Linked DNA regions of Mus musculus: region 1 is linked to region 2. The links are chromatin loops, found by intact Hi-C in ENCODE. Cell type or tissue: left cerebral cortex. All regions are shown on one strand. Each heading gives the region's core, and the rest is flanking DNA. Links, peaks and the distances in the headings are about the cores only.

Evidence for each region. A loop is a pair of places that touch in the nucleus more often than their neighbours do. Peaks named below come from ENCODE experiments on the same cell type or tissue, not always from the same donor. Only the 100,000 strongest peaks of a DNase experiment are listed, where the experiment ranks them.
Region 1: a loop joins it to region 2, with 2.5 times the contacts of the local background. A loop is called at or near these places in 2 of 42 quality-filtered maps.

Annotation. Positions count from the first base shown.
Region 1 is chr5:147,841,125-147,856,153 of GRCm38, forward strand. No RefSeq gene overlaps it. Among named protein-coding and RNA genes, the nearest start is that of Pomp, 12 kb to the right of the region's middle. In left cerebral cortex, for the core only: CTCF peaks have their summits at 7,238 and 7,437; DNase peaks (open chromatin) are centred at 7,235 and 9,201; H3K27ac peaks cover 1,680 bases.
Region 2 is chr5:146,905,748-146,920,776 of GRCm38, forward strand. No RefSeq gene overlaps it. Among named protein-coding and RNA genes, the nearest start is that of Gm10858, 16 kb to the left of the region's middle. In left cerebral cortex, for the core only: CTCF peaks have their summits at 8,834 (motif pointing right), 10,696 (motif pointing right) and 11,889 (motif pointing right); a DNase peak (open chromatin) is centred at 8,816.

The DNA of each region.
Region 1 (15,029 bases), core at 4,072-12,071, 940 kb after region 2:
TCAGGTAGGAGGGGTCAGGCTAACACCAAAGCCCAGGTGAGTTAATCAGGAGAACTGTGAGGAAGGGGGCTATTGAAGGATTGTGGCTGTCCAGATACTGATCAGGCCCTGGGCAGAGTACATTTACCCAATGAAAACATCTTACATGCTTCGAAAGAACAAGCGGTGAGGGCTAGAGATGGCTCAGAAGTTACGAGCACCTGCTGGACCTGCAGAGGACCTGAGTTCGGTTCCCCCACATCCAGGCAGTTCAAAATCACCTGTAACTACAGTCCCTGTGGGAATCTATCACATATCTAGCCTCCATGGGCACCTGCAGTAGTGTACACACACACACACACACACACACACACACGCACACGGTTGAGAAAAGTACCCATGACATTTAAGGAACATTTAACCAATGAAAATGTGTTACAAATTGTAGCTAATTGTCTCTATATTCTGTCTTGTAGAACAATTAGGAAATTGACTAGGCAAATCATACCTGCCCTTTGGAGCCTATATTTTGATTCTCCTGTTTGTGAGTCAGACTGTCCTTCTTGCCCTGTTGGGGAGTGTAGCAGACACTGCAGCATCTTTGGCTCTAGGGTAATGATATACCTGTGCCTGTGCCCACCACAAACAGCTACCAATGAGCCTGTCCTGAAATGTCTTGACACAGGTCAGGTTCCAACAACTGGGACGATGTCTGACCTCAATGTCTAGGCACATAGAAGAGAAGGTGAACACTTACAGTGCTTCAGCTGACATCCTTGTGATGGGACGTCCTCACTGATGAAGACATCTGTCACCATCTCTTTTAATTTTGTATTAAAGAATAAGGGATTGTTCTGAGCCAGATTTGGAGGTAATAATAACAACAACAATGTTGGGCCTTGATAATATTGGATTTACTGTGTGCTTTGAACACTGGTTCATTCGGTGTCTCTCAGCACCATAAGAGGAAGGATATTGATCTTTTGGGGGAGGGGGGAATAAAAAAGGAGATGGGACCAGCCCCTAGCTGGTCACATCACATTCACAGTTATGGGAGGAGAGTGACAAATGCTTGTGTGCTCACTGGCTGGCCTGATTGGGCTCAGTTCCATTTCTCCCCTCTTCCACAGTTCAGGACACCCTGCCTATGGAATGGTGTTGCCCACAGTAGGCTAGGTCTTCCCACATCAATTAGCATAATCAAGACATTCCCTCCATAGACATGTCCATAAGCCAACCCAAAGTAGACAATCTCTCACTGGAACCCTCTTCCTAGATGAGTACAGATTGTGTCAACTTGACACTTTGAGCTGTGACAGCATGCTGTTTACTTCTAACACTAACACATGGTGCCAAGCACTGTCTAGTGTTCGATGCATGCTGCCCCATCCTTTTCCATTAAGGTCCTGTGCTGGTAACTTGCCAGGGAATGTGGAGTGTGGCCTCTAATGACCACTGTCATCTGTGTCACATATCATGATACACTTTAAGGTTTGGGTGTGTGTGTGTCATATGTGCTTCCTGTTTTTCTTCTTAATAATGCACACAGTAACTTTTCTCACTTGAATTCACATCAACAAAGCACTTTGTATTGTACTCTGTACTGTGGTGGATACTAAGTTGCCGATTCTGTCTCCTTTAACTTTAACGCCAACACCATTGAGTTCATCCGAGTCTTCAGTTTCCGTTTTTGTCCCAAGCATGGTTCTCCTTCACCCACCTTTTAGTTATCCATATTTTTATATTTACTTATATATTTGGGGGTTTTGTTTTTGTCTTGTTTTGTTTTCCTCTGCTTGTATGCCTGTGCACTACGTGCATGCGTTATCCAAGGAAACCAGAAGAAGACATCATATCCTCTGGAACTGGAGTTCCAAATGGTAGTGAGTCACTATGTGGGTGCTGGGAATTGAACCCTGGTCCTCTGCAATAGCTGTGTCCTCAGCTGCCCCTACTTACCCATATTCCGAGTAATAAGATGATCTCAAGAAATACAGCATTAACAATAGCCCCACTCACTCCGGTGCCCCTTCCCTGGCTCTGCCCATGTGGAGCCATTTTGCAAAATTTTGTATTTCCTTGTTTCTTCCAGTTTATACCTCAAATGTCTACTCTTTACTTTTATTTTGAACTTCATTCATTCATTTATTCGTCTCCTGTCCCGTAGGTTGACTCACTGTGTCTCACATAGCTACAGTCAGGCCTTCTTCTCTGCTGTGTAATTTTCCCACACAGTTGCTGGTGGCTGTTTTGGCTGCTCTCCACCTTCAGACACCAGGAAGGCGGTGTTCTCTTGGCCATTGTCTTACGCTACTTCCCCCTTTTCAGAGCATGAAAAGTCAGGGACAAGGAAGTGAAGGAACTCACCCAAGACCTTCCCAGCCAGTCCTGGCAGCTTATTCAGGATTCCAGCCTAGACCAGACGCTCCCGTCCCTCCCCCCTTCCCCTCCCCCCTCTCCCCCACGATGTCACCCAGCTCTTGTCAGACTTGCTGTGAATGAAAGAGCAAGGGCAGGGAGAAAGGAAAAGGATCTTCCGTCCCCATTTCTCTGCTAGAAAGTTACTCCGCCCACTCTGTGCCTCTTAGAGAGGAAAAGCTTGTAGGTTGGGTTGATTAGCCTTTCAAATAGTGCACTTATCCTCTTGGATCCAGTAAGTATCCACTCCCATCTCAAAAGTAACGCGGAGGTCAGCCCTAAACAGGTGCACAGACAGCAACACTAAATGACCTCAGTGTGTGTGTGTGTGTGTGTGTGTGTGCGCTTGCGCATGCAAATGGCACACACATATAATGTCTGTGTGTGTGTAGCAATAATAAATATAGAAGAAGTAGTCATGAGTTTGAGAGGGAGTGGGGGAAGGGTCATGTGAAGAGTTAGAGGGGGAAGAAATTCTCAAAAACTACTAGATGTTTTTCTGTGAGGCCATGTGCTCCCCCAGCCTGCTTTCACATGTAGAAGCTGTTCAGACATATGTTTAGATTCCCTTTGCAGGGAGATTAACTATACATTTATACAGTTTCTTTTTAGGCCAGAGTTCAATAGAGGAGGTCAGAGACTAATAAAATGTGAGTTGCTAAGCCTGCTAGAATGTTCCTGGAAACAAGATAACTAAACTTGCCTCTTCCAATTAAAAATAGGTTTGAGAGAGAAAACTCACCAGTGAGCCTAAGAATCTCGTAGCATAGAAACTGTAAACCAGCATTTTGAAAGCCAAAATGATCTTATCCATGTGTGAAGGAATCAGGAGGGTTGACAGGAACCGAGAAGGAATGTAGACTGTGTTGTGTTTAACGATTCTTCTCAAAAACATCTTTTTATTTCGCTCCAGGGCACTAAAAACTGCAGACTTTGGATTTCCATAGATTTCTTTGCATGTGCTCTGGCCTGTTTTCTGGGCTCTGCAAGGTCACACACCCCATTGTCACCCAGGAACTTCAAGGTCCCTACTCTTTCTTCTCTTCATGTCAATGACCATTCTAGGGACTTCTTATCTTTCCAAAAGCTACATCTAAGATTTTTATTTGTTATTAGCATTTGTGTAGTTTGTGTGTGTGTATGTGTGAAACATGTGCTTGAAGTTTTTGTGTGAGGTCAGAGAACAACTTTCTAGAATGGTTTTACCCTTTTCATCTTATTGAGACAGGGTCTCTGTATTTTCACTGTCTGACGAACCCAGGATAATTGGAAACTCACATCCATTCTGTCTCTACCTTCTATCTTTCAATAGAATCCTAGGATGGTAGACACATCTGACTTTTCGAGGGTTTCAGGAACCAAGCTCAGAGCCTCAAAGGATCATACAGTGTCTTAACCTACTGAGTCGTCTTGCCACCCCTCCGACAGCACTATTTCTCATTTCTGTTTGGATCTTTCTGAGAATTTGACTTTGGGAGCACAGATGTTTTGTGTTGCTCCTTAAAATATCAAACACAAACATTGTAAAAAGATGAATACGACATTTTGGGCAGTTTAGGGTACCAAGCACTGTCACCATCCTCCCACACCTCCTGTGAGTGCCGACCCATCTCTGCACAAACATGTTATCTATATGGGGGGAAGTTGGAATAATCTATACCCCTGAGTCAGCGTCTCCTTGTGTTTTCCCAGAAACAGACGTGTCACGATGCTTTTCGGGAAGCATAGACACTATTAGAATTCCAGGCTAGTGAGACAGGGAAGAGGAGGCTGTCATCCGAGTATATTTATTGAGTGATTTCCTCCAAGGAATTCTGGACACACAGTGCAAAGCTCACATTATACTGCTCTGGGTCAACAGAGCTGGGGTACTCACATCAATTCCCACAGTCTGAAGACTGAAGAAGGAGGAGAAGGAAGTGTGGGTGGCCACACTTAGGGTGATTGGCTGGAACTTGTTTGAGACACATCTAATGCCTTAAGTGGCATGGGCGGATCCAGAGTGTATGCTGTCCTTCTGTGTTCAAGCAACACTAATTATAGCCCAGACACTTCCTGGTTGCCACAGAGTTTTTACACGTCAGGGGTTAATTTCTGCATATTTCATAATGGAATCAGAACTTACCTAGTCCTTTCTTACCGAATAGATGGTTAGGTTGCTACAAAATGGAGGGGCACCCTGCCAACAGGTCCCTCAATTATTCAAATCCCAAACCTTAAAAAAAAAAAAAAAGAAAAGAAAAAAGGCATAGAGTATCCCAATATCGGGGGATGGAATGCTATGTTCTTAACAAAACGTTTCCTTTTTTGTTGTTATGTTTTGTTTTGTTTTGTTTTGTGTAACAAGCCAAGCAGAAACTTGTGTGAGAATCAGGAACCCCGAGAGTGTGCAATGCACTCTGTTATTTAGGGTGACGGCTTAATTACAAGTATAGGATCATGCAACAGCCATGCCTTGTTCTATGGGATTTATTAGGTCTCTAAACTCTGCCTACCAAAATTTCACATGAGGGCCGTGATACAGCCATGAGGACGGCTTCAGATGGAAAATAAAGGTGAACTGAGAATCCAGGAACACTCTTTGAGCTGATGTAAAAAGAGAGAGAGAGAGAGAGAGAGAGAGAGAGAGAGAGAGAGAGAGAACCCATTTCTGGAATGAGCACTCAAGCCCATCTGACCCCACCACTCACTCATTCAGTTTGGGCAGGTACCCTGGACCTCCATTCTTTAAACAGAACTATCCCTTAGGCCGAGAGGAGAATAACCTCCTTGTTGGACGTCTGTCTGTCTCCCTCCGATAAGTCCCTGCCCTCCACTCTGTCCTGCCTAGAAGATCCCCTTCTAGGGAGCAATGGTTGGGCACAGGCTGACTCCAGTGAGCTCACATAGATCTTCCTAGGCCCTTTGTGTGTGTGTGTGTGTGTGTGTGTGTGTGTGTGTGTATCTGTGTGTTTGTGTGCATATATGTATGCTTTTATGCATGTATATGTGTGCTCATAGGTGTTCATATATGAGGAAGCCATAGGCTGACATGGAATATCTTCCTTGATCACTTTCTGTCTTAGATTTTTGGTTTGATTTTTTTTTTCTTTTGAGACAGGGCTTCTCTGTGTAGTCCTGACTGTCCTGGAACTCTCTGTAGACCAGGCCTGGCCTTGAACACACACAGATCCATCTCTGTGTCTGCCTCCCGAGTGCTGGGATTAAAGCCATGTGCCACCACTGCCCGGCTTCCATCCTAGTTTTTGAGACCAGGTCTCTCACTGAACCTGGAGCTTATTGATTGTCCTAGGCTGGCCTCACTCACGGATCCACAGATCTCCATCTCTGCTTCCCCTGTGCTGGGACTACAGATGCACACTGCTATGTGTGGGTTTCTTATCTACATAGGTTCTGAGAGACCACCCAATTCCTCAGGCCTGTATGGTAAGCACGTTACTAACTGAGCCATCTTCCGGCCTTCCCTGAAGCCCGTTAGTACGAGCTCACTCTCCTGTGCTTTCTTACCAACTGTGACAAATGTGCCACCTTGATGCTCAAAAGAGGGACCCCACCCTAGGCGTGGCAGCATGCACCTGTAGTCTCAACACTTGAAGGTGGAGCAGGGGGTGGGTTGTGAGTTTGAGACCAGCCTGGGCTACAAAGTGAAAACTTGTCTCAAAAAATTTTTTGTTTTGTTTTGTTTGGTTACACTTAATACCCAAAACTGCTCGAAAACTGGGGGAGGGGTATTCATGTTAAAAATCATTGTCCAAATGAAAAGACAAACATTTACAGATCTTGTGCTGAATTCCTGGAACTCCACATATACGTCCATGCACCCCAGGGTCTTTGTTGGTGTAAGGAATGCTGGAGTGAGCTTTTCTGGAACGATGTCTGTGTCTCTGTTTTGAATGTCCCAGAATCCCGCCTCCATAGATGTTCTGGGGACTTTCAGCCCTGCCTCCAGACATGTTCTGGGGACTTTTGCTTTTGGAGAGCAGTCAGGACACATGATCTCTAACTCCAAGATTACACAATTCCAGTTTATGTGAAGGCTCAGCCTTGAATTAACTCCCCTCGTCTGCTTTCCACTGACCGTTCGCTGGCTCAGAGCCAGAACAACAATATGCTCAGACAAGTAACTCTCTAAATCTCCAAATCTCTCTCTCTCTCTCTTTTCTTATTCCCATAACCTTCTCCAACAATTTCATTTAGCTGACCAATTGTCAATTTGGGGTCCTGGGAAAGAATAAGGAATAAACTCCCTTTGTTCCATCCAGCAAATCCAAACTCCATTCCTTTCTGACGGCCAATCATGTGCGCCCGAGCTAAGCTCCACCATAGGGGCTCCGTTTTATATCTTGGGGTAATCCCCTGGACTAACTGTTCCCTTAGAGCAAAACCTTAGAAACTTTATCTCCGTATTCCCTTTGGACAATATTTCCTTCCAGGAATTTGAGACTAGGACTGGATCTGTAAGTGAACTCTTGGAAGTTCTAAATGGTTTATACACTATTGAATTCCTCACATGTATACAACTTTGGTTTGTATCAGCGAACAGCACTGGCCATTTGCGTTGTGACTTCACCGGCATTGAGGTGCTAAAAATCCTTTGCAATGGTTCCATTCATTTCTTTCAATGCAGTGGAATTCTCAGTTGGGGGGGAAGAGCTGTTTTTCATTTGAAAGTGGAAAGCCGGGTCCTAGGGACATAGGGAAGGAACAGACCTCGCGAGCTGAGTTTTCAGTCTGTCCCTCCATCATATCAGTGCTCTTTACATTTTGTGAGCACTTGATTTAGGACATTCAGAAAAGAGCGCCAGCCCAGAGCCGCGTCTTTTTATCGCCACCTACCGTCGTCTTTGAGAACTGCACGAACATTCCCTCTAATCCCAAACACCCTAGAGACAGGGACTCCAATCCACTCTAGAAACTAGAGGCACTGTACTGGGACAGGAAGAAAGAAGACTATGGAAACGATGTTCTCAGATGCTGGGTAGTGAGCCTGGAAAATGAGTCACTGATGGAAGCCCATCTGTCACTAATTTTATTTTTTAGATTTTTAAATGTTACTTTATGAGTATGAGTGTTTGCTCACAGGCATGTATGTGCACGGTATTAAGCCTGATGCCCGTAGAGGCCACAAGAGGGCATTGTGTCCCCTGGAACGAGAGTTACAAAGAGTTGTCAGCTTGCCCCGTGAGTGAGTGCTGGGAACCTAACCCAGGTCCTCTGCCACAGTGCAAGTGCTCTTAGCCTCTGAGGCTCTCTCCAGATCCCAGTCTCTTAATTTTTTTCAAAATGGAAGTCTTAGTTGGAAAAGATTTCAACCAAAGCTCAAGTAGCCTGAATGACGTTTTTCAAAGTGATCTTCTAGATTGTTCTCAAACGGAATTAAGAGGAGTCCTTTGACAGCAGCTCTGTGCAGAGGTGTGTTGGTTCTATCAGTTCTCCCAGACTGCTCTCTGTTTGAAAGAAGCCATTACAAGGTTAGCATCAGTGTATCTTGGAAAAGATTGACAGCCTAAGAACAGATAAAACATGCCTCCCTGAGATTCTCCTCTTTGGTGGTGACCCCCCCCCCCCCCCGCCCAATACTTTGCTAGTTCCGGGATAGGTTGGGTGGGTTAGAGTTGGGGGGCTTCCAGAACTTCTCAGAACACGAATGACGAGGCTGTTGTCCAGAGGGGCCCCCTGAGAATCGTGTTTGGGAACAGGCCGACCCCATGAGGTATATTATCTTTGCCACATTTTGCTGCTTTGTGGGAAATTTATTTTTAATCTTTAACAAAGCCAACCATGTTTATCTGAAGCGCTGAAAAACTTTAATAGTTTAAAACAAAACTTTTAAAAAATAATTAAACCGACAATGAATACTGAAACATGAAAGTCAGACCGACTGTTACCTTAACAAGAAAGGGCTTCCCAGAGATCAAACAGAATGCTGTTTGTTTTATTTGCTAATGGCAAATAACAAGTACTTTCACTTTAAGGGATTCTGAGGGTTATTGAAGGAGTCCAGAAGTTTCTACTGACCTACTCCCACCAAGGCAAAGGTTTCCCACACCTTGGGTTCACAGAGCTGGGAAACGTGCTATCCTGAACGCGTAGAAGGTAGCACATGATTGGTGCCTTTAGCATGAGCACACCTTATCCAAAATGATGGAGAAGGGGGACTCCCTCAGATTTTTTTTTCCCTGCATAGTGCTTACTCAGCTCAACTCTGAGAAGTCTGCAGCTGCATGCTTGCTGCATTTCTCAATGACTGAACTGCTTCTCTCAGTGCACCCACTCACCATGATCTGGCTTTTATATGAGCCCTGCTGAGAGGCAGAGGCAGGCAGATCTTGGGGAATTCAAGGCCAACCTGCTCTACATGGGGAGTTCCAGGCCAGCCAGGGTTACATAGTGAGACCTGTCTCAAAACAGTGTCAGAGGGCAGGAGACACCCCCCCCCCCCCCCCCCGCTTTATAAAGAGAAGATTCAGGAAAAACAAACCCTTTAAGGATCAAATCCTTTAAGTGGATCAATTGTATCAGATCAACTAGTAGAGTTTTTTTTTCCCCCTCTGGAGACAAACTTGGCTTTGGATCAGGAAAGAGAATATTTTCAAGTTGTTCTTTTATTTTTAAACTGTATCCCACGTTCCATACATAGGCTTTAATTTGCTTTCCAGAGCACTTCAGTTAAATCCTCAACACAGATAGCATTCTCACCTAGCCTGAGTCTATGAATTTCCATTCAATGCTGATTTCACCCTTTCTTTGGAACATTGGCCCAAGGCCGGGCGGATTCTAAATGAGGGGACACTTGGTGATATCTCTGTGGGAAGGTTCTTTGTGACCGGTCACATCCTGATCTGCCAATTTATGAGTGAGGAGGCAGCTGCTGCTCCAACTTCACAACTGCAGCCCAGAAATAGAACTTGAGGTTCTTTTAATATGCACGTTATCTAGATAAAGCTATATCTGGGATGCCCCTGACAGGTTCTCTGACTCTTCGCTTTGTTTCTACAAACTAAATATAGAACTGTGAGCGACTCTTTTTTTTTTTTTTCCTCTTCTTCTCCTCGTGTGCATCTAAGCATACAAGGAAATCAGGCTGCTTCTAAAAGAAAAATAAGCCCTGTTTCTTCTTGGAAACCCTTTTGAGGTCAGCAGTTCTGAAGTACAGGGATCGGAGCAGAAAGGAGCAGAAAGGACTTCTTCTCTGATTTTCCCACCCTGCCCTGTGAATGATGTCCTTCCATGGTCAGGGCGGGGGAGCAAGGCATTTGTTGTAGTAATACTGAATAACCCTCCTGTGTAAAATCACCTCAGGTTGACCCCCACTTTAACTCCAGAGACCGTGGAAGGAGGAAAAAGTGCAGCCACCCTCCTCATGGTGACAATGACTGCTGGGTGCTTGCTGAGAGGTCTGTCCTGCTTGGTGTGATCACGGCCATTATTTTAAAAGCAGGTGACACTCTGATGGTTGGGCTACATCAACCGGGTACTGGGAGGTGTGCAGAAAAAGAGAGCTTTGTATTTTGAGGAATCTATTCGACTGTGGGGCCATTCCAAGGCAGAGGGCACAGTTTCTAAGCTACCACATCTTCATCATAGGACCTGGCTACCACACAGACTACTCCTTCAGCATGTTGTCTTCCCATGATGAATTTGATTTAGGATTTCTTATAGTGACCAAGAGGGAAATGTAGCAGCGATGAATGAGATTAATACATCTTTCAAGAATATCCGGGGGAGGGGGGAGGAGCCAAAGCCAGGGAGCATTTTATCACTGAGCAACAACAGCCCAGGCTCCTAGTGCGTGCGTGCATGAGTGAGTGTGTGTGTGTGCATGCACTCAAGTACATGTATCGCATGTGCCTATGCCGTGTGCTGCATATGGCGAGTTATGTGTTTGTGTGAATGTATGGTGTGTTTTAGGTATATGTCTGCGGTTCTGCAGTGTGTGTGTGTGTGTGTGTTGTGTATAGTGTATGTATGAGGGAGTATGATGTGTGCACATGGTGTATGTGTTTGTGTGTGGTGTGTGTGTGTATATGTCTGTGTGTGTATGCCCTATACATGTACGGTATATGTGTGTGGGTGTGTATGCTGCCAGAGCAGGGAGTATGAATGTCTACATGTTCATGTTAACACAGACGTGCATATGTAGAGGTCAGAGGACAAGCTCAGGTGTTCACTCTCGACTTGCACTTTTGGCTCTGTGTACACCAAGCTTACTGGGTCATGAGCTTCCAGAAATCCTGCCTCACCTCCCATCTCAATAGGAGTGTTGGGATTATAGATCTATGCATCTGTGTCTGGCTTTGTGTAGGTCTGGGACACTGGGCTCAGATTTTTGTGTTTGCATGGCAGATGCTCTACCCACTGAGCCATCTCAGCCCTTTAAGGTTTTCTTCCTCCTCCTCCTCCTCCTCCCTCTCCCTCTCACTCTTTTGTTTTTTTCAAGACAGGGTTTCTCTGTATAGCCCTGGCTGTCCTGGAACTCACTCTGTAGACCAGGCTGGCCTGAAACTCAGAAATCCGCCTTCTTCTGCCTCCCAAGTGTTTTCTTTCTTTCTTTCTTTCTTTCTTTCTTTCTTTCTTTCTTTCTTTCTTTCTTTCTTTCTCTTCCTTCCTTCCTTCCTTCCTTTCTTTCTTTCTTTCTTTTTTTCTTTTTTTCTTTCTTTCTGTTCTCCATGCATGTATGCTTGCATGCCAGAAGGGGACACCAGATTTTCATTATAGATGGTTATGAGCCACTATGTGGTTGCTGGGAATTGAACTGAGGACCTCTAGAAGAGCAGTCAGTGCTCTTAACTGCTGAGCCATCTCTCCAGCCCCAGCCCTACCCCTTTTTTTGTAAATGTTTGAATGTAGTGTGAGGGGGGATGTAAATGCATGTGTGTTTGCACATGGAGGCTAGAGATTGACTTCCACTGTCTTCACCTACACTCCATTTGATCTTTTGGGAAAGATCTCGGCACTGCTGATTGGCCAGCCAGCTTCAGGGATTTCCCTGTTTCTCCAACACTCCCGCCTCACTGTCCCCAGCACCCCTTGATTAGGGATGCACTCGGCCACCTGGCTTTTGAGATGGATGCTGAGGATGTGAATTCTTTGGTCATCTTGCAGCCTGTCAGGCATTTTACTCACTGAGCGACTTCCCAGCCCTGCTTGCCTGTTTGGAGATAGAGCCCCATCCTGTAGTCCAGGCTGGCCTTGAACTTATGGCAGTTGTCTTGTTTCAGCACCCTCCCCCGCAAGTCCTGGGATTTTTGAGAGTGAGCCACTGGAACCTAGATCACTCCACAGATACTCTGGTTTGTGTGTCAGCAGGGGACACAGTTGTGCTCAGACACAATCAAAGCAGGTACTTTACAAGGGGTCTCTCTTTTTGCAGAGAGGTTCTGGGTCACAGGTGTGTCTCTGCCTCAGTGGCCACCTGCACACTTCTCCTTTTCAAAAGATATGCTGGTGTGGGGGTGGGGGAACAGCTGAGTTGGCTGGGAGATAGAGGGAGAATAGTGGGAAATGTCCCTCCCTCCCTCCCTCCCTCCCTTCCTCCCTCCCTCCCTCCCTCCCTCCCTTCCTCCCTCCCTCCCTGCCTTGCCCTTTCCTCTCTGTGGTCTGTGTTCTGCTCCACCACCACCACCACCGCAGTCTCTCTTCTCCCCCTCCCACCCCTCTTCCAGTCCTTCCCTTTCTCTCCTCTTCCACCCTCTCCCACCCTCTAGCCAAACTGCCAAATTCATCATCCACGATAGGTGAGTGCGAAGGAAACATCTTGGAGTTCCCAGCTACTCCACATAGTAGTCAGACTGCAGCAATAGCTTACAAAGCTAAGTCCAAGCCAAGTCCAACAAGGCTGTGTGGATGTAGCAGAAGGAGCGTTCCCCAGTGTTTTGGGAGGTATTTGATAGACGCTATTTACTGTCCTTGTTTGACATACATCATTAATGGGTTGAACACTGTCTTATTTTTATTTGTAACAGGGAACTAAAACCCAGAATAAGCCCTTTCTCCCCTGAATTGCTTTCATCAGAGTATTTTAACCATATCAACAAGAAGAAAAAAATACAAAGACACTTGGTTACTTGATGGCTGTGTTGCCGCCACCCCACAAAGCTGAAACCCCACAAAGATAAGAACCACACTGACAAGCACTGCACCCCTGGAAGCTAACACATTATACACTTTAATCAACATCAGTGGCTAAAAGAGTTCCTACGAAGAAGACACGGGTCGGGGCAGTTTTACAGGCCAGCTTCCCGAGACTGCAGGAACAGATAACTCATCCTACGAAAAGAGACACACACCTACTGCTGACCAGCTGTGAACCAGCTGTGGACCCTTTCCGTGTTACCCAGACAGGAGAACCATCAACTCCAATCTTGATTACAGATTCAAAGTCTTAAGTGTGTTAGCATCTCTCTCTGCTGCACACTCAAGTGTGTGCGAAAGATAATGATTAACAAGGCTTACTTCAGGAGTGAAAGATTACTGCAGTATTAGAAAACATGTACATTAACAGATTAAAAGAGGTAAAAACATGGTCATTTCAAAACAAGGCTTTTCTTTTCAATCCAGGAAAACCCTACAACCTGTTTATAATAAAACAAACTAAAGTGCCTTAGTCAAACAAAGATGGGGGGAGTTCTTAGCATAAGTAATAAACTGTATCTTTAAAAACATCTCCCCTGAACATCATGCTTCACAAACAAGCTAAAAGCATTTCCTTCACAAATGAGGAATAAGGTGAGGCCCATAATTTCAATGCTGAAGATCCAGGCGTCATCCCCGAACCCTGACTGCAACAGCGGAGTGTGAAGGAGTGTTAAGATTTGGAAAGGAAAAGTGAGACCAAAAAAAAAAAGCAAAACAAGCTAGCATTATTTATTTTAATTTATATTTATTTCATGTTTATTATATTTATATATTTATTTTTATTATGTTTAATTTATCTTATATTTAGCACTAGAGTATTAAAGGTTGTCTACATAGAAAACTTCCACAAACAATAAGAGAATCTGGGATGTGACTCAGCCAGTAATACGTTGCTCATCAAACATAACGAGGGGAATTGGGATGCCCAGGACATGTGTGAATGCTGAGTGTGTGTGGTAAGACACACCTGTAGCCCCGGCACTCGGGAGGTGACGACCGGGACTCCCCAGAGCAAGCTGCCTAGCTCAACTAGCCGGATCCGAGAGCTCCCGGGCCAAATGAGAGACGGTCTCCATGAAGACAGTGGAGAGGAACGGAGGAAGAATCTACAGCCTCCACGGGCACCAGTGCCCACGTGCGTCCATGAACACACAACTCACTTGTGTGCAAATACGCATACTACACACACACACACACACACACACACACACACACACACACACACACACACGAGAGAGAGAGAGAGAGAGAGAGAGAGAGAGAGAGAGAGAGAGAGAAAGAGAGAGAGAGAGGGAGGGAGGGAGGGAGGGAGGGAGGGAGGGAGGGAGGGAGGGAGGGAGAGGGAGGGAGGGAGGGAGGGAGGGAGAGAGGGAGAGAGGGAGAGAGAGAGAGAGAGAGAGAGAGAGGGAGGGAGGGAGGGAGAGGGAGAGAAGCAGATTTCCATTGTAAAAGGGCACCATTTATGGTACTATACAACATAAGGGGCCTGGGAATAAATCTATCTTGAATATTTTGAGAAAATCGTCTAGAACTCTATAGAATTGGCTGAAATGCACACAAAGTCCACACCGGCCGATGGAGAAGCATGCCACAGGAACAGACAGGTTCCATTCTAAAGATGTCTGTTTTCCTCAAGTGCCATAGAGTGAACTCGAATCCAAATAACCTTAGTAACTTAATCTTGACATTTATATGAAAAACCCAAGGTCCAGAAAGTCCACCAGACGTCTAAGAAAGTTGAAAGCCCCTCCCTGAAAGCCCCTCCCCAGCAGGGATGGGAAGATATTGTAAAATTGTATTTATTAAGACAGCATAGAATTTCATTCAGAGATGGACAAGCTGACCAACTGAGTAGAAAGAGATGCCCAGAATAAATGTTTGGCAAAGCTGGCATTGTGGGCGAGTGGAGAAAACAGATTTCCCAATAGAAAGAACACTAGAATAACTCATGTGATGGTCAGAACTGGTCCTGAATCTCACCCTGTGCGTGCACCCACAGGTGAATAAATACTGTCACAGTGGCATGACACAGGCAGGAATGTTTGGACGTTTTGGAGGGAAAGTATGGATAGATTTGGTTATGTCTAAATTCATAACACTTCTCTATCAGAAGCCTGCCCCTGACAGGGGCTGGGGATGCAGCTCAGTTGTCCAGGGCCTGCTCAGCATCACTGAGATCATGAGTTCAATCTCTAGGACAGAAGCAAAAGCCAAATGAAAAACCATCACGGATTGAGAGGTAACACAGACAAGCCAACAGCCAAAGGAGGGAACCGGTACCAGCTTACAGTGGAAAACCTGTGCTCTGACGGGAGTAATTCTGGAGAATAAAATGAAATTGATACAATGATTGATAAAATGATACAATCCTATATTGGACAGATGAACTAAACTGTAACAACTGAAGGAGACGGATCAGCACAAATGTGGAGACACAGGAGGATCAGCACAAATGTGGAGACACAGGAACGGAGTGAGCTGATGTATAAAGTTGC
Region 2 (15,029 bases), core at 3,998-11,997:
CCATAAAAACAAAACAAACAAAAACCCCATCATATCATGGTGGCTTCGCTTCGAACAGCACAGCCCTTCAACTACTGAGAGTCCTACCATTTATAGCCTGCATTGCTCTCTGCCTTGTTGGGAGCCAGGGCCCTCCTCCCCTGTGTGTGGAATGAACAACATCATAGGTAATGCATTGTGTTTTGGAGGCTAACTTTTAAAGGTTCATTTACGTAGTATCAGCGGCTGTCAGCAGATGGCGCCAGATCCCAAGGGATGAAGTGTCATTTCTCGAGGTGAACCTCGGGTTTAGCAGAGAGCTGGGCAGGGAAGGGGCTGCTTCCAACTGCTTCCGGTTGGTTTTAAGGATAAGTCAGTGGTCTCTGGGGGGTGATCATGTCCTGACTTCTGCTGTTGGAGGTCACGGTTTGTTTCGCCCCTCCCCCCCTACCGCCCCCAATCCTGTGGGCCATTATCACTTTAACATCCTTTACTGCGTCATTTCGAGGGATCTGCATGGGACTTCTCACCCTTTGGTTAGTGGTTAGACTCTAGCGGTACTGGACAGTTGATTTCTAGGTACAGACCCGACTGAGCTAGGCGGGATATCCTGTCCTCAGGATGCCCAGATTTGGATGGGGGATGTCCCAGAATCCTCCACTGCCATATACCTGTTCCTGGGCCCCAGACCCAGAGGGGACATGTCCACCTGAAATTAATCAAGTTGTAACTCTTGTAACGGATTCACGGAGCAAGTCTCACTTGGGTTAAACGTTTTCTCAGTCGATCCCAGGGTCCTGTGGAAGAATAGATGTATTTCTGTGCTATGTTTGCTGACGTTCATATTTAGAAACAAAGCTATCTGCAAATGAGACGATTCGATTTAGGCTGGTGCTAGATTCTACCTTCTCAACACAAAGACTTGATTTGGGGGCCTAAATGAGGAAAAGTCAGCCTTTACTAGAAACAAACGGTTAACTTAAGCTACTGGGTTTCAAAGCACTTGGCGATGGAGCAAGTCTGAATTTTAAAAATACATTTTTTTTTTTTTTTTGGCGGCGGGGTGGGGTGGGGGTGGGTTCAAGACTGGGCTTCGATGTGTAGCCCTGGCTGTCCTGGAACTCGCTCTGTACACCAACCTGGCCTAGAACTCAGAGACTCCCCTGCTTCTGTCTCCTGAGTGCTGGGATTAAAGAAGTGAGTCCTATACCGGACAAAAATACATTTAACACATTAAAAATGAATACATACATGCATGCATGTATATAATTCCCACTCATTTTAAAATTACGCCGTGAACACGGGCCGTGGGTGATCAATCCCCAGCATCCCTCAGAAAGCAAACCTTTACCGTGAACTAGTGTGTGCAATTAAAACATTGCTCCCACAGAAGCTGAGACTAGGACGGTGGCTATTAAAAATTAGTTGGGGGCTGATGAGATGGCTCAGCGGGTAAGAGCACTGACTGCTCTTCCAGAGGTCCTGAGTTCAAATTCCAGCAACCACATCGTGGCTCACAAGCACCTGTAATGAGATTTGATGCCCTCTTCTGGTGCGTCTAAAGATAGCTACAGTGTATTTATTTATAATAATAACTAAATATTCGGGCCGGAGCGAGCAGAGACTGAGCGAGCGAGGCTGACCGGAGCAAGCAGAGGTCCTAAATTCAATTCCCAACAACCACATGAAGGCTCACAACCATCTGTACAGCTACAGTGTACTCATATACTTAAAATAAATAAATCTTTAAACAGAAATTTGTTGGGACAAAGCCAGCTGTGCCCAACAGCTTACTAATGGCCCTGGGGGTGGCTAATTCTATTTGCATAGTCTTTTGATAAATGGCTTTGACAGCAGCCAGGAAGGAAACGGAAGCGCACATTCCCCACCCAAGAAGGAAAAGCTGAGGTCTGGGCTCCAGTGTGTCTTCCCTGTCCTTGAAACTCATTGAGAGTGATGACCGCAGGGCTGTTTATCACACTCCCACATCCCTGGTCCTGGGTACCTGTTGCCTTCATCAGCAGAAGTGATTCCTCAGAGACTCCCCCAGGCTAAGGATAACACAGCTGGATACTGGGGAAGCCGGCCCAGCAGCTGCTGTGCCCAGCTGTTCCAGGTCACAGGCAATTCTGGCTGTGTTCCTCTCTTCTCCCTTGGAAGGGGCTGTCACTAATCCAACAGATGCAAGCAAGTCCTCTTGCGAAGCCAGCCACCAAGGACTGGCACTCCAGCCTCTTATGGGCTCCATGAAGCTCTGTTCTGACTTCAGCTCTGTTCAGATGGTGAGGAAAGCCAAGGGGGTCCAGGAAGTGACATGACTCTCTGGCCATGCTGCTGTGTTGGAAAAAAAGACTATACCTGCCAGACAAGAACAGTAGCTATCCTGCTTGTGCAGTTCTGGTTTGCTTCTAGCCCTCTCTCTGTGTTAATATACATGTATATATTCCTCTGTGTGGTCCTAGCTGTCCTAGAACCCTCTCCATAGACCATGCTGCCATGCTGGCCTCAAACTCAGAGACATCCATCTGCCTCTGCCTCCCCGGAGCTGGGACCAAAGGCATCGTGCATCACGTTGCTAGGCAAATGTTCCCGTGTGAGCTGCTTATATGTCTATATAAGCTAATGGCATTGTCACGCCAGCGACTGAGAATAGAGCGCCTTCCAACTAATGGCAATACTGACTGGGGTGTATCTCAGCAGTAGACTGCTCACATGGCTCGCATGGCTTGCATGGCATGCACAAGGCCTTGTGTTTGGTCCTCAAAACTGTAAAGGGGGGGTCTTCTAAATCTTGACAATAGGATAGAATGGATCGAGTGTGGATATTGTAGATATGAGGATATGAGGTCGTCTATCCACTCAACAAACCTTCCTTGAGAGTACATTGTGCAGCATGCATACCGACCGTGCCACTCTCTGAGGGTTAAGTCCCTAACCACAGATGCCTCGCTAGGGCTGAGGGAGATGGTGCTTTTAGGGGCTTCCTCTAAGATTGGATGGACACATGTCAGAGCCTGGCTATTTTTGTCTCTGCTTTTTTGGCCCACCGCAAGGGGGCAGCTTTGGAGAAAAACAGAGACCGGCGAACTTTCTGTCGATGAAGCAAGCATTGTCATGTGCTTATCGGCGTGCAGAAAAACCGTGGCCTTTTCTACCCAGGCTCCGTATCCTTGCCAAGTTTACTTTACCACGGGGGCAAACATGAGGTATCAAAGAAACAAATAGGAGACACAAAAGTTCAGTTATTCCAGGTGGGGAGTTAATTGGACTGAACTGAAAACATCAAGTGGCCTGTTGTGGTCAAGTTTTCAGTGTGTGTGTGTGTGTGTGTGTGTGTGTGTGTGTGTGTGTGTGTGTGTGTGTTTCGGGGGGTGGGGGAGGGGGCAAGAAAGAGGTTGGCTCAGATTAGCAGCAGGAGGTCTTGTCCTGACCCCAGCTAGGTCATGAAAGCAAGCACCATTGGCCTTAACCTCTCTGCTTCAGGAATGTCCTTTTGTCTGCATGAGGAGGTAGAGGAACTTCCCTCCTTTCCTCTCCCTCTTCCTTTTCTCTCCAGGCACGGCATTCTCCCAGTGTAGCTCCTCTAAGAGTGAACGTAAGCTGGACATCGGGGAAACTGAGATCAGTCAGAAACAAACAGAGTGGTTGCTCTATTCTGGCTCTAAGCTGATAACCTTCCTTCCTTCCTTCCTTCCTTCCTTCCTTCCTTCCTTCCTTCCTTCCTTCCTTCCTTCCTTTCTTTCTTTCTTTCTTTCTTTCTTTCTTTCTTTCTTTCTTTCTTTCTTTCTTTCTAAATTTATCTATTTGTATGTGCCCTGGTGATTTTCCTGTATGTCTGTGTGAGGGTGTCAGTCAGATCTTGGAGTTACAGACAGTTGTGAGCTGTCATGCGGGTGCTGGGACTTGAACCTGGATCCTCTGGAAGGACAGCCAGTGCTTTTAACTGCTGAGCCATCTCTCTAGCCCCATGGTGACCTTTCCTTATGGTACAGATGTTCAGAGCCAATGGTGTGGGGTTCTCATTGTCACTTTTAGCTCTGCCCTATGGCTGTCAGAGTGGTGGCTCATACCTTTGATTCCAGCACTCAGGAGATAGAGACAGGCAGGTCCCTAAAAAGCATAACAAATAAATAAATAATCAGCTGTCTTATGGAGGTGAGGACAAGGAAGGAAAGATGCCCGAGAGGCCGCAGAACTCATTTGTGTGTGAGAGACATCGAGAACAAACATCTTATGAAGATTCCCAACTCAGCAGGGGGAAGTGTGACTGAATGGGCCAGTGAGATGAGAGGTAGCCCATTGGTCTATACACATGTGGTCTCTATGGCCTGGTCACCTTGTCAACTGTCTCCTCATGCTGAAGTGACTTTTAAGATTTTGTTTTTTGATCACTTCCTAGTCTTCCTAGCAATCAACCTAGCCCACTCGCTCAGTTTAAATTTAGACCATGGCCTTCATTATGACAAAATGCACACAACATAAAGTCCATCACCATATGTATGTATTCGTGTGTGAATGCATACCTGTGTGCATGTGAGTATGTGTGCATATGCATCTTTGAGTGTGTCTGTGCCACATACATGCACATGTGTGTATCTGTGCATGTGCATGCATGTCTGAATGAGTCTGTATTGGCATTTTCGTGTGTATGCTTGCATGCGTTCATGTGTTTGTGTGTGCATGCATGCATATATGTCATGAGCATGTATGTGTGTATGTGTGTGCACATATGTCACTAGGGATTCAACCCAGACTTTGTGTATGTCTGGCAAGCCCTCTCCTGTTACAGTCACAGCTCTTTTCTCAATTATTTTTTTAAAGATTTATTTTAGGTATGTGAGTATACTGTCCTTTCATCAGACACACCAGAAGAGGGCATCAGATCCCATTATAGATGGTCATAAGCCATCATGTGGTTGCTGGGAATTGAACTTAGGACCTCTGGAAATGTAGTCAGTGCTCTTGACTGCTGAGCCACCTCTCCAGTCCTCTTTTTTCATTTTTTATTTTTGAGAAGAAAACTGGCCTTGAACTTGAGTTCCTCCTTCTTCAACTTTTGAGTAGCTGGAGTTACAGGCCTGGGGCACCAGGCCCAGTGGAACCACTTTTAAATGACACCGGGCACATCTGTGGTCTTGGGCCATCATCATCACCAACCATCTTGAGAATATTTTGCTTTCTAAACAACAAATTGGGCCTCCTCTGGCAGCCTCAGGCTCCTCGATTCTACTCTAATACTGGGACTTGTTTGCCAGGGTACCTGGCACCCATCAGGGGTTGTCAGGTGGGGTCCGAACTTTATAGTTATCCTGCAGGAGAGGACTGGGCGGACTTGTGACACTGATCACAGATTGAAATTGAGATTTAGTTCCTTAAATTCCAGCTCCTGCAGTAGCCCTGTAGCCAGGCAAGAGACCAGGCTAGCCATGGAGAAGGGTGAATACGCGGTGCAGGGGATACACAGCTAGGCAAGCAGTGTAAGCCCAACGATAGTGTTACCATGGAGACTCAGCCCTTAGGACCACCTCTGTGGTTCACTGGGAATGAAATGAGCCTCTCTGGAGTGAGCCAACTTCATAGAAACTTTGCAGTGACCCTTCCTGCCTGCCCGGCACAGGTCACCCCTCTCGAGCCTCTGATGCCTCCTGTCCTGGAGAGTTCTGACTTCAGTGCCACGCCCTGCTGTAGGGACCCATCCTGGGGAGCTACGAGGCACTCCAATAACCTCTGTGGAATTCCTCCTGATGAATGGACACTTCTCCAGTCAGTTCTTCCTCAGAAGAGGGGAACTGTTCAGTCACACTGTTCCTCCCAGAGCCTAAGAAAGGCAGACATTGGTCCTAGATGAGGCCTGTCGCCTGTGCATGAAACAGTTGGAGGCAGTATATTCAGCAGAGTCAGAAGGAGGTGAGGGAGCTGGCCTTGGGCACCTAAAGGAAACTGCTGTTTGGGTTGAAGTTTGACCTCACCAGGTGCCTGGAGAGTAGCAACCCTCGACTGTGTGGCCAAGTGGCTTCACCACGCACCTGGGACCACCCTGTGTAATTGGACGAGTTCGTTACCGTTACCGTTTCCAGACATTTCCAAATGTCATGATGATGTTGTGCATCAAGGGAGCAGAGCTGTAGTGAAGGCTGTGGCTGAGCTAGGGAAGCAGGACTCTGCTACAAGCACTGTGTTTGTTGAATGAATACTTGTAAATGAGACACCATCCATCTGCTGCCATCTACTGAGCACTCACTCTGGGCCAGCCACTCTGCTCTCTCCTACAAAATTCCATTCCCTTTCGACAATTACACACACACACACACACACACACACACACACACACACACACACACAAACTATAAAGGAAAATTTTGATGCCTAGTTGATGTTCTCGTGCCTGCCTGAGCTGTAGGATAGACATGTTAAACCTCAGACTTAAGTGAACTTGCGTTTCCTACAAGGTGATGTAACTATAAACAGACACTTAATACCTCCGTGGACCACTTCCCCTCCCCATTCTCCTACAAATGTCCTGTTTAATGCCTAAGGTGTCAAATGGCTGTGAGCAGGCTATAGTTCTGGGAGGTTCAGGGCATTCCTGGGCCACTCCCACTTCCCACTGGGGCCTGGAAACCTTGTCCCTCCAGGTCAGCACTTCCTTGCAACTTTATCTGTCCTGAGTTCCAGGCCCCTGCCGTATTTGTCCAAATTAGAGTCCGTTTACTTTACAAACCACACTGGAGCTTCGCTGGGCACTCAGCAGCTGCTCCCCTGACGTCCCCAGCAGGGCCCTTGTTTGCAGTCAGCAAACAGACCGCCCTGACCTAGCCACTGTGTCGCTTGGCTGCCCCGGAGGGTGCAGCAGGTAACCGGAAGTGGCTTGCTGAAGTGGCTCTCGCTGCTCCCCCCCACCCCCCCCCCCCCGCCCTCTTGGTTCAGGATCTCTCAAGGGAAACAAGTGAAAAGCAAAACAAGGTGAATCCTGAAACGATTTGTACACAGGAGAAAGTGCAAAGATGTCTACCCGAGGCAAAAGGAAAGATCACGAAAAGGGTGCCCACCCTCTGCCCCACTGTCACTATGGCTGCTTGGTCCTTATTCCACCAGGGCACCCTCTTGTTCCCCGTAGAAATAAGTGGAGCAGACTGCTTTGAACAAGCTTTAGCAGGAGGACTGGTGGGGCTGAATGTCCTGGGTCCCCTTCAAGTGGTTTAAGCTGTGTGCAGCAACCAAGTGTGCTCACATATAGAATAGAGGTAAGGAACGTGTTGGGAGGGCTAATTCAGCTAATGAGCTTAAGGAACTAAGAATTGAGTCTGGCACACTGTCTACTCCCAGTAGCCATTGGCATCTTTGGGTGGTGGAGATCAAGACAGGGTTTCTCTGTGTATCCCTGACTGTCCCGGAACTCCATCTGTAGACCAGGCTGGCCTCGAATTCACAGAAATCCACCCGCCTCTGCCTCCCAAGTGCTGGGATTAAAGCACCACCATTGCCAGCTGCATCGTAAGTAATGACCAGGCTGTGCCTCAATAAAAATACACCAGGCTGACACACCCTAAGTGGAAAACCCTGTGGTCCACCAACCCTGAAGAGATCTAGCATGTGGTTGTGGCCCAATGTATCAGTTGCAGGATAGACTGGGAGCTGAGATCACTGCTATCTGCGCCCCCCACCCCCCACGTCATGAAAGAGCATCAAATTGCATGTCACTAGCCAGGGAGAAGAGCCACATTTAAAACCTGAAGTACCTGTTTCTCCTGAAAGCACCTGCTTTCGCCTCATCAGGAGGAGCCACCCTCAAGCAGACCCCTGTAAGTCGAGAACCATTAGCCTTAGGCTTCCCCTGTTATGGGGCCGGTTTAGTTACGGGTGTGTTACTAGGAATCCTTCCAGACAGGGAGCTGGTGGTTTGGGATGCTTGTCTGTATCCTATTCAGATGTGACATGGAGTCTGACAGGCCCAAACATGCAGCTCCTGATCCAGAGAGGTTGGGCCAGCAACCATACTGGGCCGGTCCTTCCAGCAGATCCCACACATGGTGTCTTCACCCATATGGGAGTGTTTGTAGATTTCAAAATTCTTACATTTGAGCAGATCAAGGGTCCAGCAGCCTGTGTTTAATATTTGGTTCCACCTGCAAAGTCCCCGACAGGCGTTGAGTGTGAAACGGAGCACCCTTAGCCCTCCCCAGCCCTGACATCTAGATGTCAGACAGCAGACACAGCAGGGTGAGTGGCATTCACGGAATAAGGCCTGCCAGGATTATAGACTGCTCCTTAGGCTTGCTTTGTCTACACAGTGGCAGGCTGCATGGTGCTCACCGCTCCTCTCCCTTGGGCACCAAGATGCCTCACCCACTCTGAAGAGTGCTGGAAACCACTGACCTGGTCTTGTGGGTTCTGGCAAGGGAAACCTTAAAACACCCTTCCTTGACCCTCCCCTGTGTCTTCTCTATAAAGGAATGCTAGCAGCAGGAGCCTGTGAGTCAGTGAGCTGTAGGCTTGTTATACCTCAATCTCCAAGCCCATCCCTAGACAGTCTGGTGCCTACAAGTGCCATTTCCTAGAGTCATTAAAGAGAAGGCCACTTTCTACTTGGCTTTCTGGTCTGGTCCGCTCTCGACACACAGAGCACACAGGAGAGAGCCTTGTCTGTGAGTCAACATGTGTCTCAAACCTCCCATTTTATCAGATGGCTCCCAGTTGGCAGACATTTATAGATGCAGCCAATCCCCCGAGGTGCCTTTATGCTCACACGTCACAGGACAAACTAGCACAGCCACACTTAACTTCCCTCAATATCTGGGGCTCAGAGTCCACGGCTCTCCCTGATTTCACACTGGGCTCTTTACTCCGTGGTGAGCAGCAGGTGGCGCTGTGTGGCTATAAATTGCTTTCCCCACCTCTATGGTCACCCCTCTCAGGCTAGGGGATTGATTGTAGGGGATTGGTTTGGGGATTCGTTTCTCAGAGATGTTCAAGTGTCTTGTGTCACCCTTATGTCCAAAACATACTTTCTCACATCAACTCTCCCCCCCTCTCCCCCGGTTTGCTTTGCTTTGGTTTGAGACAGCCAGGGCTACACAGAGAAACCCTGTCTTGGAAAAAAAAAAACAAAAAACAAAAAACAAAAACCAAAAGGGAGGGTATAGGTTTACAGATGGTTGTGAGTACCATGGAGGTGCTGGGAATTGAACCTGGGATCCACTGCAAGAGTAGCCAGTGCTGCTAACCTTTCTCTCTGGCCCCTCTTTTTTTTTTTTTTTTTGAGCTTGGATGACACAGATTTGGAACCCATGGGAACATGTTTCCGGGCAGACACCCTCAAAGAGGTGATGCTAAATCCTGACTTGACCTGACTCTTCCTCAGACAGCAGCACACTGTCATGAAAGTTCGGTCAATACCATTTCCACAGGCAGGGCAACACCTTCAGTTCTATCTACTCTAATAGAAACGATCAATAGCACTCCTTTGATACTGATGTGACAATTGGTTGCATTGATTTGGATCAAGTTGCTAAGTGATACTGCCACCAACTCTCCACAAGGCATTTCCCCAAGTTAGTTTAAACCATGGCTTATTTCCCCTCAAACGAGCTCAGAACATAAAAATTTAATTGTTTTTATGTATAGGAAACTATTCTGTTTTTTAAAAAATAATCTCTCATTAGTATATTCTTTTTTGTTTGTTTTTTTTTTTTCAAGAAGTATATTCTTTTTGAAAATAAAATTGTATTTGTGGAGGGGAAACTGGGGAGAGGGATAACATTTGAACTGTAAATAAATAAAATAACCAATTTTAAAAAATGAATAAAAAAGAAAATAAAAGTTTATTAACTCTTTAGATTTTTGTTGTTGTTTTTGTTTTTTGTTTTACGTAGTCCTGACTGTCCTAGAACTCTCTCTCTCTAGACCAGGCTGGCCTCAAACTCAGAGCTCTCTCTGCCTTGGCTTCCTGAGTGCTGGGATTAAAGATCTGAGCCACCACCGCCCAGCAATCCTTTAGAATATATACTATATATTTAATACTATTTTCACTTCTTCTGAATTCACACTCATCTCCCCATCCATTTGAGTTCCCTTTTGTTTTTTAAATGTAAATTTCTCCCAACTCCAGCTTGTGCCTTCCATGTACTTCTCTGGGTGTGGGGCCATATACTGAGGTGTGGCTGACCTACCTGGAACCACAGAGTCTATTTTGAGAGATCAGTAACCAGCAATCTTCTGTACTCTTGTTGGCAGGGGATTAAACTTAGGGACTCCCACCTGCTTTGTTTTTTGATGGAAAAGGAGACATTTTGCCATGGAGAACAAGAAACACTGTGTACCACCAACACCAAAGACAGAGCTTAAGGTCAAGAGATATCTTCAAAAGACAGTCCAAGCACCCAATGTATATTGACTGGTACTGTTAGAAATAAACGAGATTTGTGTGAGAGAGCTTTGTGGACTCTAAATGTCCTTCATGGGGCTAAGAGAGAGAGGGGATCTATCTCTAGGGTGACGGATGGTACACTGAAGGAGAGTTTCCCAGAAACCCAGGTAATTGTTGTGCACCCCGAATGCAAGTCTGAAGCCAAAACTTAGACAAGTCAAGTCTGTGGACACATTCCCAAATTTGAAAAACTCCCCAAGTCAGAAACACGCTGGTCCTAGGCATGTCACACCGGGTGCAAGCAAATATGTTTGTACAGACATCAGTCAGCAAGCCTGGGGCAGCTCCGTCTCTGCCCATCAGGGGGCTCCACTCCTTTTCTTGGATTATGTGACTGGACTCCACACTCTGTGTGGAAGGCTCCCTACCCTTACTCCCCGGCTCATCTATGATCTAGATTAAAGCCCCAGGGCAGCCGCAGATGGAGAATCACAACCTCAGCTAAAATAGACGGCCTCATAGAAATGCTGTCCAGGCTGGGTGCGCATCAGAAGCCAGCCTGGTCTACATAGTGAGTCTCAGGCTAGCCAGTGCTACAATGGGAGAAAAAAAAAAGCGCTATTCAGTTCGAATAAGAAACATCTCCCATAGGCTCAAATAGTTAAACACTTGGCCCCCAATTTACGGTAACATTGTCTGTGGAGGACTAGAAGGTGTGACTTTACTGGAGAACGTAGGTCACTGGGGCTGGGGGGTGGGGGGGGGAAGCGTGTTGACCTCTAGAAATGGCCATTTTGAGAATGCTCTTGATGCTTTGAGCTTGTGTTTGAAAATGTGAGCTCTCAGCTTCCTGCCCCTCCTACTGAGCCTGCAGTTTGCCGCCAAGCCTCCCTGCTGTGGTGGTAAGTACACTAAACCCTTCCTTCTGTAAACCGACTGACTCCCTCGTGGGGTATTTTGTCGCTGCAACAGGAAACTGACTAAGACAAGCTCCAGGAGGCTAGACATTAATAATACATGGCTGGGGCTGGAGAGATGTCTCAGCAGTTAAGAGCACTGGCTACTCTTCTAGAGGTCCTGAGTTCAACTCTCAGCAACCTGACCATCTATAATGTGATATGATTCCCTGGCTGGCATGCAAATGGGATACTCATACACATAAAATAAAGTTTAAAAAAAGAGAGAATATGTTGCTGGCAGCACTTGGGAGGCAGAGGTAGGTGGAGCTCTAAGTTCAAGGCCAGCCTGGTCTACAAAGAGAGTTCTAGGATAGCCAGGGCTACACAGAGAAACTCTGTCTCAAAACAAAAGAATTCATTATTGGCCACATGTGTGATACAAGCCAAGGAGGCTAAGAACTGGAGACCTAGGGCCAGCCTGGGCTATAGTGAAATCCTGTCTCAAAACACCAGAAAGCTAAGAAAAGAAAAAAAATCCATTCTGGTATCTTTGAATAACTTAAGATTAATGGGAGACTCAGCCATCGGGGTTCTTTTTTTTTTTTTTTTTTTTTTTTTAATTTATTTATTATATGTAAGTACACTGAAGCTGTCTTCAGACACTCCAGAAGAGGGCGCCAGATCTCGTTACGGATGGTTGTGAGCCACCATGTGGTTGCTGGGATTTGAACTCCTGACCTTCGGAAGAGCAGTCGGGTGCTCTTACCCACTGAGCCATCTCACCAGCCCCATCGGGGTTCTTTTATTTTATATCTCTCTGCCCCTGGGTCTTAAATTAAAAAGAATGACAACAAAAACCCCACTTGGTTCTCATAATTTTCAAATCTACTATACATATATTTTAGTATGACTGTACAAGTTCTGTATTATTGCCTCTATTTTCAGATAATGAGGTTAACTTGACATTGAAAAACCATGAAGTAGGGGCTAGAGAGATGGCTCGCAGTTAAGAACACTGGCTGCTCTTCCAGAGGTTCTGAGTTCAATTCCCAGCAACCATGAGGTGGCTCACAACCATCTATAATGGAATCTGAAGCCCTCTTCTTGTATATCTGTAGGCAGTGACAGTGTATTCATATACATAAAACAAAAATAAAATATTTGAAAAAAACAATTTAAAAAAAGAAAGAGGGCTGGTGAGATGGCTCAGTGGGTAAGAGCACCCGACTGCTCTTCCGAAGGTCCGGAGTTCAAATCCCAGCAACCACATGGTGGCTCACAACCATCTGTAAGAAGATCTGACTCCCTCTTCTGGAGTGTCTGAAGACAGCTACAGTGTACTTACATATAATAAATAAATAAATCTTAAAAAAAAAAAAAGAAACCCTTACTCCATTTTAAAAAGAAAGAAAGAAAGAAAGAAAGAAAGAAAGAAAGAAAGAAAGAAAGAAAGAGGAAAGAAAGAAAGAAAGAAACAAAGAAAGAAAGAAAGAAAGAAAGAAAGAAAGAAAGGGAGAAAGAAAGAAAGAAAGAAAGAAAGAAAGAAAGAAAGAAAGAAAGAAAGAAAGAAAGAAAGAAAAGCCATGAGGTACAGAAATGAATATTTAGTGGCTTAAGAGGTGGCTCAGCAGATAAGAGCATCGGCCACTCGTATAGAAGACCCAAGTTTGGTTCCTAGCACCCATATGGCAGCTCACAACTGTCTTAAGTTCAATTACAGGGGATCCAACATCCTCTTCTGGCCTTCATGTGCACAAGGGATGTATATAGGACACAGCCATACATCCAGGCCAAACACTCACTCGCATAAAAATAATAAAACGAGTGAGTCTCTGGCCGGTTAGCTCAGTTGGTTAGAGCGTGGTGCTAATAAAACGAGCGAATATTTACCTAGAAAAAAAAGAAGAAATTATAAAAATAACAAATGTTTTATAAGCTGACAGATTCAAACATCTCAAGATCCCAAACATAACATATTTAAATGTATTAACTACCCAATGCAATGTTTCCCTTGTAAGCCTTATTTTTTCCCCCACATTAAAATGTTGTGAGAAAGTTGACCAGTTGGCTCTGTGGATGATAAAAGCCTACTAGCCTGAGCTCTACCCTGTCATCCACATGGAGGGAGAGAGCTGGCTCTTACAAATTGTCCTCTAACCTCTGCATGCAGTCTGTGGCTCAAGTGCTCCCCCCACGCCACCCTCCACAAAATCAATGTAAAAACAAAAACCAAAACAAAGCATAGAACATATATTCCATAACACTTGCCACTTAAAAAACATTTGCAAGTACGCTCCGGGGGCATTAAATCCATTGGTGCAGGACCATTTCCACCATCCAGTTGCAAACATTTTGGAAGCTTGGTTCTAACTGGACAGCGGCTCTCAGTGTTTCCCACAGTCACCAGAAAACACCCTGCATTTGCTGTCTTTATAAAGCTGAGCTGCTACCCCTCGCTCCTTTGTGACAAACTTATCTCCGTAAACATTAGGTCTTCAAGGCTCATGCATGCTACAATATATACTGCATTTTCTCTCCTTTCAAAAAAGCTCAGTGATAGGTGCTGTCCTGTTGTCCAGCCATCCCTCTCTATTAATGGGCACTTGGTTATTGCCACCTCTTGGCTATTTGAATAATGAATGCGGGGTATATAAATATTTGAGTCCCTTTCATGTGTTTACCTGCTTGTTGTCCCGGCTGTTTGTCCCAGCCCATGGGAACCCTGCTGTTATGGGGACATGAGACATTATTTAGGTATTGCCCATCCCCCAGACACTCATTCCCATAGGCCTTGAGTTAGCACATCCTCTGGACTTCCACAGCAGTGGCTGTGGGCAATGTGGGCTTGCCAAGTCTGGCTGAAAATCCAACAGAACACCAGAGACCTCCTTATCCCAGAATTGCTAGGCTGGCCCATCAGAGGTTATGTGGTAGAGACATCCCAGAACAGTCATCTCACGGTGACATGTGGAAGCCTGACCTGAGAACACGCAGGTTCCCACTGCCCAGTCCCACACACCTCCTGTCACATTAGCCAACTTGCCGCTGAGGGGAACCAGATGTTTGGAATCGGAAGCCCCCAGCAGCTGGCTGGAAGGGCTTTCCTAAAGGGCCTGTGTACCTGGCGCTGGAGGGAGGGGGGGGGGCAGGCAGGAAGAGAGAGGGGGAAAATGAGACAAAGGGAGACCACCATAAACCAGCAGCATGTCTGTAATCACCAGAGCCCTTTGTTTGGCGCACTTTTAAACAAGTCATGGTGCCTTGTAATGGGAGGCCATAAACCCAAGGGAAAATAAAAGTGTTTACAACACGGGAGAGCCAGGTGCGGGTTCGTTTGGCCAGATCAATGGGGAAAGTGGTAGCTGGGGTGGGCCGACCGCTCTGAGAATGGGTTTCCCCCTCCTCTGCCTCCGAACATCACAGGCTCCTGTGCGGATCGAGGGTGGGGTGGGGTGGGGTGGGGGGAGCGCCCCTCCTCCCCACCCGCTCCGGCAACCCGGGACAATCCCACATTCCAACCATGGCGGGGGAGGGAAGGGAAGCGGGGGTGGGGTGGGGAGGGGTTGGATGTCAGGGCCTCTAGGCTTGTAGGAAGCAACCCTCTAGGTCAGCCTCTCTTTTCTGTAAATTCCTTTATGATGGACTTGGGCTGAGGACAGCTGTTTCTCTAGCGCCCCCCCCCCCAACTTACGCGGAGACGTGTAAAGAGGGGTGGTTCCCTGGGGATGGGGGGTGGGGTCATTCTTCTGGGAGCTTCTGGTGCTGCGGAGGAAGGCAGATGTTCT